2 separate regions of the Homo sapiens genome follow, and region 1 is linked to region 2. Evidence: read pairs that join two places in POLR2A ChIA-PET (ENCODE). Cell type or tissue: PC-9. All regions are shown on one strand. Each heading gives the region's core, and the rest is flanking DNA. Links, peaks and the distances in the headings are about the cores only.

Region 1 (5,378 bases), core at 51-5,050, 280 kb after region 2:
ACCATCTTAATGCCAAACTTAGTACGGACATCCGATCGGCACAGCCACTACAGCCCAGAATTCCTGGGCACAAGCGATCCTCCGGCCTCAGCCTCCGAAGTAGCTGGACTACAGGCATGCGCCACTGCGCCCGGGGCACGAACTGTTTCCTCTGCCTGGCATATATTTCCCCTGCTCCACCACCTGGCTAACTCCTGCTCATTCTCTGAAACTCAGTGCCCTCCAGGAAGGAGTCCACAACCTTCCCCACACCTCAACCAATCTCAGTTTCAGCCTCTGAAAGACCAAGGGGAAGACATTGGAGTCCAGTGTGGCCTGCAGCAGCCCTTGACTAATAGCACTTTGGCAAGTGTGTCCTGCTTTGGCATCCATTCACATACCTGTGTCAGGCACCAGGCGAGAGCACGGAGCTGGACAGGTGAGGCCCTGCTCTCATGCAGCCTCTGTTTTCGTAAGGAGACAGCTAATAAACCCAACAAGTAAACACACGAATATACAAGATAATTTTAGGTAGTCATAGATCTATAAATAAAGTAAAATTGGGTAATGAAATGAAGAGTGACAAGGAAGGTAGTCAACTCAAGGATAGATGGTCAGAGAAGGCCTTGGAAAAGACGGCACTTTAGCAGAGACCCGAATGAAAAGAAGCAGCTCACCAAGTGAAGTGCTAGGGGCAGAAGTTTCCAGGTATTCTTCACTTAAAGGAAGTGTCATGCATAAACATCTAAGGTTCTAACCTTACCTGCACATCATCAGGGTTCAGCTTGTAGTAGTTGCTCAATAAATGCTATGAATTGGATTGTTCAGCTGAAGAAACTAGGAAGGCTCTGGACCTGTGCTTTTTATCTCTTAGGACTCTCCTAACATCCGCCTGTTGGGGAAATACCACTACTTTACAAGATTCCTTGGATTGTCTTGGGTAAGCAAAGAAAATAGAGTCAGGCAGGAATTGCTATGTTCTGAATTACAAACACAGCCTGCCTCCAGCTCCTGGGTATGCCCAGTTCTGACATTTTCAAAGTTATCTGGAGATTTGGAGAGGAATTTATCATCTTGTCTTTGTGGGTAGGTTTTTCATGAAATGTTCGTCTGTATATCTCCTGCTGTTATTTTCTCTATTGTCACAATTCCATCCTTGATCTTATATCCAAGTGACCTTACAGTGGAACTAGAAGTACTTCAGTGAGACCAGGATTTCATGGAAAAGACAGTGACACTGCAGTTTTATTAATTTTTTTGAGAATTCACATTTATTGAATTACTGATGTGCTACAACATGGAATTTCTGAATTCCAAATAAATAAATTTCACTTTTTAAACATTTGTTCTGTTACTTTTTAACACCAACAAACTTGATAGCAGCCAGCTGCTGACCTGACAATGGGTTGACAACCTTCCCCCACTGGCTCTTCAGTCTGCTTAATCAGAAGTCCTTTGCTGCTTCTCATCCTCCCAGGGGATGGCCTACTGCCCTCCTTTCTGTACAATCTGGGCAAGCCGACTGGGATGGTAAGAGTGGTGTCAATGAAGCGGTCCACAGAGCTAGAGAGGCAATTTTCAGTGTGAGAGTCTAGGCATTTCCCTGGCTTCTCCACACATCCATCCCAGAACAGCTCCAGGAAGCGACACACCTGTGCTGCAACCCTGCTTCAACCACCTCGCCCAGCACTGTCATTGTCCACGTGAGTCTCAGGACCTCTCATTTTTCTTAAAGCCCCAGGAGCACATTTCACAATTTTATTTCACTGAATGCGTGTCCTGATATATTTAAACAGAATTGAAATAATAAACCCCCTGATTTAGTTTGAAAATTAAAACATGCATAGGTCCTAAACCAGCTTCAGTTGAGAAAAAAGTTACTTTCTACTCATAGAAAATCCAACATGAGAGATTTCCCTAAAACACTTTATTTTGCAACTACTTCAAAACATTGCAGCAATTTGAACAAAGATGTACTGGGTGATGCTCATGTTGTGCACAATGCTAGTCTGAAGATTTGAATTGTTAACTCCAGCAATTTCCATGACCAATTGGAATCTCTATTATTGATAATCAAAGTTGTCGTTTCCCTGAATCCTAGGGAGCTCAGGGCACTTGAATCCAAAAACGTCTGGGTGCTATGTAGAATACAATCAAACATTAACGGAAGGGAAGTGGGAGAGAGAGAAGCAGTATACTCATAGACAAAGTTTGCAAAAGGGTGAGCTAATAGAAAAGCAGCAGCAACAAGCACAGAGGCCATGCCTTGGGCAAGAGGCAGGAGAGGGTGTCCATACGGTGTTCTGCTTCTCTTTAGGGGAGCCCAGGGCAGGTGTTGTTGAACTTTCCCACCCTCATAGCTCTCAACTCTTGCATTTGTTTATTATGCCTGATCTGTTTAGTTACCTTGTCCAAAGGGAATTGCACCAATTACAAGGGCATGGAAATGAATGGATTGGTGGAGCTCTTTTCCTTGCAATTTTTCATACTGCATGGGGTTTTCATCAGGCAGCAGAAGGGGAAAGAACATGGAATAGTCCCCACGAACCTCCCTGGGCTCTACCACACATCTGCTGTGTTGAGGATGTAGAAGGTGAGGACGAGCCAAAAACAAACAAAAACAAAAACAAAAGGAGAATAGAAAGAAAAAGGAGCAGAAGCAGAAGGAAAATTGGATGGCACTGACAGTCCCCAGGTGACTTCCATGTGTCAGGCACAAGTAAAAAGGACTTGTGAAGCACCAGATTTATTTATTAAAGTATAAATACTTCAGTTCACCTAATCGCTACAACAACCCGTTGAAATGCCCATTTTTACAGGTGAATAAAAGAGACTCAGAAGCTAAATAACTTTCTTGTGGTCACTGGGATTCATACTCATGCCTGTTTAACTCTAAGGATTAAAGAGAAGGGGAGGGGATGATCAGAAAAGGTACCATGTGGCAATTTGCACTAACTCACTAACACAGAGTTAAGACGTCAGAAGAACAGGAGCTTCACTCTCCTTAGCTCATGCATATTCACTTTTCTTCCATAAACATAAAAAAAAGGTAAGCAGCTTCAGGGACCCAGAAGTAAATTATTGGTTTAATAAAATGCTGGCCTTTGGGTTTACTTTCTTTTAAAGACACAGTTTATCCGTCAAATTCCACTCTCGGTTTGTCTTATTCCAGGAAGGGTGTTCCTCCCTTCTGCACAAATGTGATTACAGGCAACTCTGCATTGGAAAGTAGTAAAAAAAAAAATGTGAAATCAAATTTTACCATTTATTTAAAAACTAACCACACCGCTAACATTTATTAGTGTATAACAATGGCAAGTTTAAACACACCTCCTGACACTGTAAAATGCTTGGAGGCCTGGACAGATCTACTGACTTTTTATCCTTTTTTTTCTTGCCAGCTCTGTCCTGTTTGGATGCAAGCAAGTGGCCCAAAGCCCTTTCTGTTTTTAAGAGTTTAGGGCCAGGCACAGTGGCTCATGTCTGTAATCCTAGCCCTTTGGGAGGCCAAGGCAGGCAGATGGCTTGAGTCCAGGAGTCCGAGACTAGCCTCGGATACGTGGCGAAACCCTGTCTCTACAAAAAACACAAACATTAGCCAGGCGTGGTGGCATGCACCTGCAGGCCCATCTACTTGGGAGGCGGAGGCAAGAGGATCGCTTAAGCCCAGGAGGCAGAGGTTTCAGTGAGCCAAGATTGCACCACTGCACTCCAGCCTGGGTGGTAGAGTAAAACCCCGTCTCAAAACAACAACAATGAAAACAGTGTTCTAAAAATTAAAGATGTGCCGGTCAGATTTTAAATTCAAATTTTCTTCCAGGTGCCTATTGAGGAAAATGAAGGATGATTTTGTTGGAAGCCTGAGTTGATTTCACCCTCTACCTGGTGATTCTTCTGGACTTACATTGCATGGTAATTAAATTAACATAGTTTACTCTAAATCAGGTTATTCCTTTGGAATATGCCAAATAATGGTCATGAAGATATCTGGGAAACGTTTTGTTGTTATTGTTGGTGGTGTTCATCTTTTCACAAATTTAAACTCCAATTATATTTGAGTATGTGGATGCTCTTCACACAAGCCTGTGCTAGTTTGTTCCAGGTCTTGTGGTAGTAGAATGTGTGAAGGCTCAAGTTTACAAACAAATTGTATTAGTGATGATTCTTATGAGGTCAAGGATGAAATTAAAATTCTTAATTACAAATCATCGGCACCTCCATTGTCAGGGGCGTGCTGGGATTCTCTGAACAGCTGCGTAATGATCCTCTGTGCTTCAGTGGCGTTGGCATGCCTTTGAGCTTGTTCCCTATTCACCTTTTATTTATAGCACCACGAGCGTGTTTATTTTCATTCTTATAAAAACTTGATTTGCTGACTGCAAGATATGACAAAGCTTTCATATCAAGGACAGAGACCTGTGATTTTTGGAACAGATTGTCTTTTATGGGATGATTCACCATGGACTCTTTAGTTAAAGCGATGGGCTCCTTTGTTTTTAGCTCTTTTTTTTTTTTCTTTTTAGTTTTTTAAAAATTTGTTTATTGGTTGGCGTTAGCCTTTGTTTTTAGCTCAACTAACCCGACTAGCTGTGGATCTTGAATTCGCTTTACCTGCATAGACAACTGAGGGAAAGCATGTTTCTGGATGTAGGGTGACGTTTTTAGTTTTTGATTAGCTGACATATTCTGGTGGCCCAAAGAATCACAGGATTGTAGAGTGGCAAAGCCCTTGAAAGTTAACCCACTCAGTTTCCAGCTTGGGGTTCTTGATGCCAGGGATCTGAAAAGATGGTGATGGGAAAGAGAGCAGGCCAGTCCGGGCAACAGAGTGAGACCCCATCTCCACCAAAAATTTAAAAATTTGCTAGGTGTTGTGGAGCATGCCTGTAGTCCCAGCTACTCAGGAGGCTGAGGTGGTTGGGAGGATTGCTTGAGCCTGGGAGGTTGAGGCTGCAGTGAGCCGTGACCATGCCACTGCACTCCAGCTTGAGCAACAAAGCAAAACCCTGACTCAAACGAACAAACAAACAAACAAAACAAAACAGGAAAGAAAAGAGAGTACGGAGGAATCGAATACTTTTAAAAAGGTAAAAGAAATTGTTTATTTATGACTGATAAGGCTGCCCAGGAGACTCAAATATCAGATGTTTTAGATTTGGGCTAGAATATGACGGCATTGATTATCTCACGGGAAAATCTGTTAGTAAAAACTGCATAAATGCAGTTCAGGACATAGAAGTCTTTTGGAAAATTGGGTACATTGCAGAAAGGTAATAAAAATTTCCTGTTAACTGTGCTAGTACAAACCCTTAGCACTGTCTTTGGAAAGCTACAGTGTTGGACATCCGGGCCACAGCAGGAAACAGAAGACACAAATCCCCTGCTCTTATGAAGCTGGC
Region 2 (5,378 bases), core at 220-5,219:
GGGTGACAGAGATGTGTGGGAGCCATGCTTCAGCACCCCGTTACCTTTAGCCAGCCACTTCTAAGACTTTTAAAGAACCAAATATAAGTCAGCTGCAAAGAGGCTTAAACACTACAGCATACAGCCAAGCATGCGCTGTCCCCTCTAAGTGGCATTCTGGTTTAAGGTCTTACGGGCAAGGGTCCCTGGAACTTCACCCCAGTGCTAGCTCTGGCAGCGCCATGCCTGCCCCTGAGGCACACCCCCAAGACAGGTTCATCTCCCACCTCATCTGCCCATTAATTAGAAAGCTCCTGACATCTGCCTCTTCCATTAAGAATTTCCTGAGGATGACGAACAAGTAGCAACCTCTCCTTCGCCCATTTCACCACCCCCAGCCTTCTGGAGGAATCACTTTGCATGTTAATTTACACCTACTCCTTTAGCGGCAAAATACCAACACATTTATGTGCAACCTCAGGAATGGGATTTTTCTTCTCGGAGAAACCTCCCTGAAGGCTGGGGCTTAACCCTTTACACACCAATCCTAATTGCAACTCATGTTTATTGCCCTCTCGTGCTAAGCCTGGCAAGGCGCTAAAAGCTTCAATCCTTAATATAACCTACAAGAGGGGAACTGTAAGTTTCTCCATTTTTCAAATGAGGAAACTGAGGCACAGAGTTGCATGTGGGTGTACAACACAGACCTCTTGAAATGAGGAGGGCTGCTTGCCACTCGGCTAATTATCCCTGATGGCAGTAGTTACTGAGTTCTTCCCTCTCTTCCATGGGTGTTCTGTCCTTGTCCTCACTGCCAAGCCCTCAGCTATCACTCCTTGCCGGTGCCAGAAGCCCCGCCTCTGCTGCCAAATTCACACATCCTATCTGCAGACGGCTGTAAAGCGATAACCAAGCTGGGCCGAAATAAGTGTACAGGCTATGACTGGGTCGCCACACCCCTGCCGTCCCAAGGCCACTAACGTAAACGGACTCTGGGACAGCAGCCTCTTCAGTTCAGTTGAAAAGATCATTTTGAGCATCCACTTCCTAGCAGGCACTGCTCTTGGTACAGGAGGCACAAAGACACATGCATCCCAGACCCTCAGGGAGATGTGGTCTAATGGGCAGATCAGGTCTCCCTGCAGTTGTTCCAGGTTCCAGCAGTTTTGGAGGTGCTTGCTACTCCCAGTGACCCTGAGAGCTGGTTAGAAATGCAGTCTCTCAGACCCCCTCCCTGAGCTCCCAAATCAGAATGTGCATTTCAGGAGATCCCCAGGGGAGGATTTGTATGCACGTGTGGTCTAGACAGTTTAAAGATACCCACAGTATGACCTTAGGATATGAAAGGCACTATTACATTATGCCAAGTACTTAACTTGCACACTCACTGAGATACGTTCCTTCTATCCTTACTGCCCACTCCTACTGCCACTTCTGCCCAATCCATATGACCTTAGCTACCTACACGCTCTTTAGATAGCAATGAAGGAGTAACAGTCATAATGAACAGGACTGTTACAAAATGCACCCAATGTACACAACTACAATGGAAATGTTTCCTGCTTTGTGTGCTACATTTCCAGAAACAATACGCTCCAGTTAGTCTTATCCCCAGGTTTAACTTTTCAACTTTTTATTTTACACAGCTTGCATCTTTAGGTGCAGGTCCCTCATTAGGTCTAGACCTGGCAGCGATGTGGCCTTCAGGCCCCACCCCAGAACTGTAAAGGAGCCCACACCCGTGCCCGCATGCACAGTAAAAGTGTGCCCCCACAGTTCTGTTCCTTCAAGGAAGTCTAGGAACAAGGGCAATTCCCAGAACTCAAATGTTTGAGTCACTGCTCATTTGGATATGGGGCAGTATTGCTTGCTCCCACAAAGCATCCGTGTTGAGAAACCCATGCTTTCCCTCTGTCCCTGCTCCCAAGTACCTCCCCAGGGTGGAATCGTGCTTTCTTCCTTCACACAGCAGGACACTTTGCTGGAAAGAGACTCTTGCTGGGACCTCTGTGGGTCAAGGCCAGCAGCTCTTAGTAGACTTCAACTCTTCCAGCAACTCAAACTCTATGCAGGGTGACTCAGCAAGACCTCCCTTGCAGATGCTCCACACAGGACCACTCATGGGCAACCAGGAGCCGCAGGAAAGTGACTTGGATTTGTGCAGAGAGCTTTCACCTCCCCTGGCCACTGCCCTACTCCAAATCACCCAAGAAACATGAGACGGCAATGCCCTCACCTTGACTCATCAGACCACAGAGTCTTTCAGTAATTAGGCCTGAATCCCAGCACAAATTAGATCTGATAATTTTCTAAAATTCTAATTGTATCAAACTCTGAGACCAGCAAGACAGACATTCTTCCCAGTTCAATAAAATTACTCACAGAACTAATGAGTGCTCTTGCTTAATTTCTCCCAAGATTGCCCTCTGGAAAGAAAGCAATCTGAAAAAAGAAATGTCTTCCAACAAAAGTTAAAAAAACAAACAAACAAACAAAAAACCTAGCTGCTGAAACTGTGAGGTTATAGATTTGTGGGGGAAGTGTGGTACACTTGCAATAACAGAGTCATCATTTATTTCAAACGTTAACATATATAACAGCATCAGATCAAGTTCATGAGGTTTCTTCTCAAATACCAACAATGGTGATGGTAATATTTGTAACTTTTTTTTTCTTTTTTTTTTTTGAGACGGAGTCTCACTCTGTTGCCCAGGCTGGAGTGCAATGGCACGATCTCGTCTCACTGCAACCTCCACCTCCTGGGCTTAAGTGATTCTCCTGCCTCAATCTCCCTAGTAGCTGGGACCCAGCCCTCTGCTAGGACTACAGCTACTCGGGAGCTGTACTGCGCCACCATGCCCAGCTAATTTTTTGTATTTTTAGTAGAGACGGGGTTTCACCATGTTGGCCAGGCTGGTCTCAAACTCCTGACCTCAGGTGATCTGCCTGCCTCGGCCTCCCAAAGTGCTGGGATTACAGGTATGAGCCACCACACCTGGCCAATATTTGTAACTTCTATATGAATTTTTAAGAGTACTGTAAAGTAAGCACTCTGAGTTCTCACAACAAATTTATTTTTATTGAGAAGCATAGTAAATAAAAGAAACTTCCCAAGAACAAGGACAGACATTTGCACATTGTTTCAATAAATGAGGCCATTTATCTTGTTCTAGTTCTGTTATGTCATTGTACCTTTGTTAGGCAGAGTCAATTCCCTTGATTTACAATTGTTTTGTGAATTATATACACAGACTTAAAGACATTTATTTTCTAAGAAAAAAAAAGAAAAAACATTCAAGCATTTCTTAAGCAAAAGTCCATCCAACCTTTTCAAGAAGAACTATTTAATGGTATGGCTGCTATTGTTAATATAGTTTCAATACCGTTCGATATTAACCCATAAGATTTAGTCAAAAAATAACATTTCTATGAGTATCTTTTCTCACTCTTCTTCCCCAAAATCCTTAACTCTTTCAGACAGGTTCTTCGTCGCATCACGCTGAATAAAATAAACTCAAAGAAAATCAGAGCACTGAAATTAACAAATGTATGGCCCATTTCTAAAAACTCACATACAGCCTGACCAGGCCACCTTTGGGACACCACTGTGTCAGGTTAACGAAGGACAGATACCCCAGTATGCAAAAGCAAACCACACTGGGGAATTCACACAGGTCTGCCCTGAAAACCTACTCACTTTCTTGGGCATCATCACAGAGAATAATGTCCCCTTCAGTCAGAAACTCCTAAATCACCACAAAAAGAAACCTTGACTCTTCAACTTTCTTTGCCCTAACTGGTCTGGATGGAGAATTGACTCCCATCCCCTAGTGCCAGCAGTGAACATGAAATTCAGGACAATGTGGTGGAGTTGCAGGTGAGGTGTGGCTCATATGTCTAAACCTAGTGTGTTTTGCAAACTCCAAGTTGCCACGAGGAATTTTTCTTGTAATGAAATAGAAAAGAATAAAAATTATCTCAGCGTATCACAGATAGTAAAAATGAGTACTGTTTCATAAAAATTTTCATTTTATCTATATATCAATATGTGTGCCTCTGTGTGTGTACTTGATTACAATGTAAATTTAGTTCTTATTGTAGACTGCGGTCAAAGAAGTTTAAAAGCCGCCATCCTCGGGAACACCCAGTGAGTACCAGTGTGTGCGGGTAACCAGTAGTCCCATCCCAAACAGCCCAGAGAAAGGCTTTCCCAGCACCGGGCTTCCAGAATCCTGTGCTAAGCTGACAGTACAGAAGAGGCAGCCAACAGGGCTCTGAATCCCAAGTGCCTGAAGGAGGAATGAAACAATCTCACCAGAGAGGAAAGGACAGCTGTGACAGTCACCCTCCCTGAACAAGACCACTGAGACCAGGGATGGACATCTTCCAAGCTAACCTACAGTGCAGGTAAGAATGGGAAGCTGCATTTTTAGATAACTATCCATTAGAAACCAGGACGACATATGAACAGTGTATCTTGGTAGCCTTGGATGCTCAAGGATGAGAAACCCTGGGCAAACCAGGCAAAAATTCTCAACCACAGGACAGGACAAACTGGCCCAAAGGTTCCTTAGTTACAGAGTAAGTAAGAAGAAGCTGTAATTCTACCCCATCTGGGAACATTAGGAAAAAGACAACATCTGATACTCTGATTTCAGTAGAACTGGATTCTTCCAAAAATATAAATGTCAAAGTCACCCATTCACAGTATAATTTGTACCAAAGTGCAAAATGGGGTATGTATGTGTGCCAAAGAACAAAATCTACCAGAACTGAGCTGCTAGGGCAAAATTACAACAGAAACTTAAAATAATATATTGTCCCATCCACCTGCCAAAACATTAGCTCAAAGACATTCCTCCTTTAAATACAGTTTTACTAATTATAAGAATAGTCATTCAATAAATATTTCTTGAGCACTATTTTAGGTGCCACAAACACTGCAGTGAGAAAAACAAAGTCCAATTTTTCCAGTCTTTTCTTTCTGTGCAAATACATATATCTCATTAAGCTAACACGGAACATGGGAAATTGCACCCAGATGGTTTCACTTTTAACATTAAAGTTTCTCCCACAAAATCAAATGTTCTTTGAAAACGCCATTCTTACTGGCTACATAGTATTCTAACATGGAAATGGTATCATGATTTACTGAAAGACACTCCCAAATGCTTACCACAAGATAAAAACACAAAGGAGAGACATCATTAAATAGAACGTTAGACCTAGATTCAGAGCCTTAAGGAAAAAGAAGAAAAAAAAGGAAAATACAATCTTACAAATCTCAGAGACCCCACTATTTTCCTCCACAGGGATGAATATTCACATCCACACCACTGGCCACATCAAGCTCTAATTTGTGCATCTCCCTTTATAAGCCCCACTCCCTCTTTGATCGA

The links. Peaks named below come from ENCODE experiments on the same cell type or tissue, not always from the same donor. Only the 100,000 strongest peaks of a DNase experiment are listed, where the experiment ranks them.
Region 1: POLR2A ChIA-PET joins it to region 2 with 8 read pairs; 3 of 35 experiments call an interaction of 5 or more read pairs at or near these places.

What each region holds. Positions count from the first base shown.
Region 1 is chr13:29,864,495-29,869,872 of GRCh38, forward strand. It overlaps the pseudogene TIMM8BP1. Among named protein-coding and RNA genes, the nearest start is that of UBL3, 17 kb to the left of the region's middle. In PC-9, for the core only: no CTCF peak of the experiment used is centred there; no DNase peak of the experiment used is centred there.
Region 2 is chr13:29,581,467-29,586,844 of GRCh38, forward strand. All of the region lies in intron 1 of SLC7A1 (solute carrier family 7 member 1), which reads right to left. Among named protein-coding and RNA genes, the nearest start is that of SLC7A1, 12 kb to the right of the region's middle. In PC-9, for the core only: no CTCF peak of the experiment used is centred there; a DNase peak (open chromatin) is centred at 2,145; H3K4me3 peaks cover 1,266 bases; H3K27ac peaks cover 2,599 bases.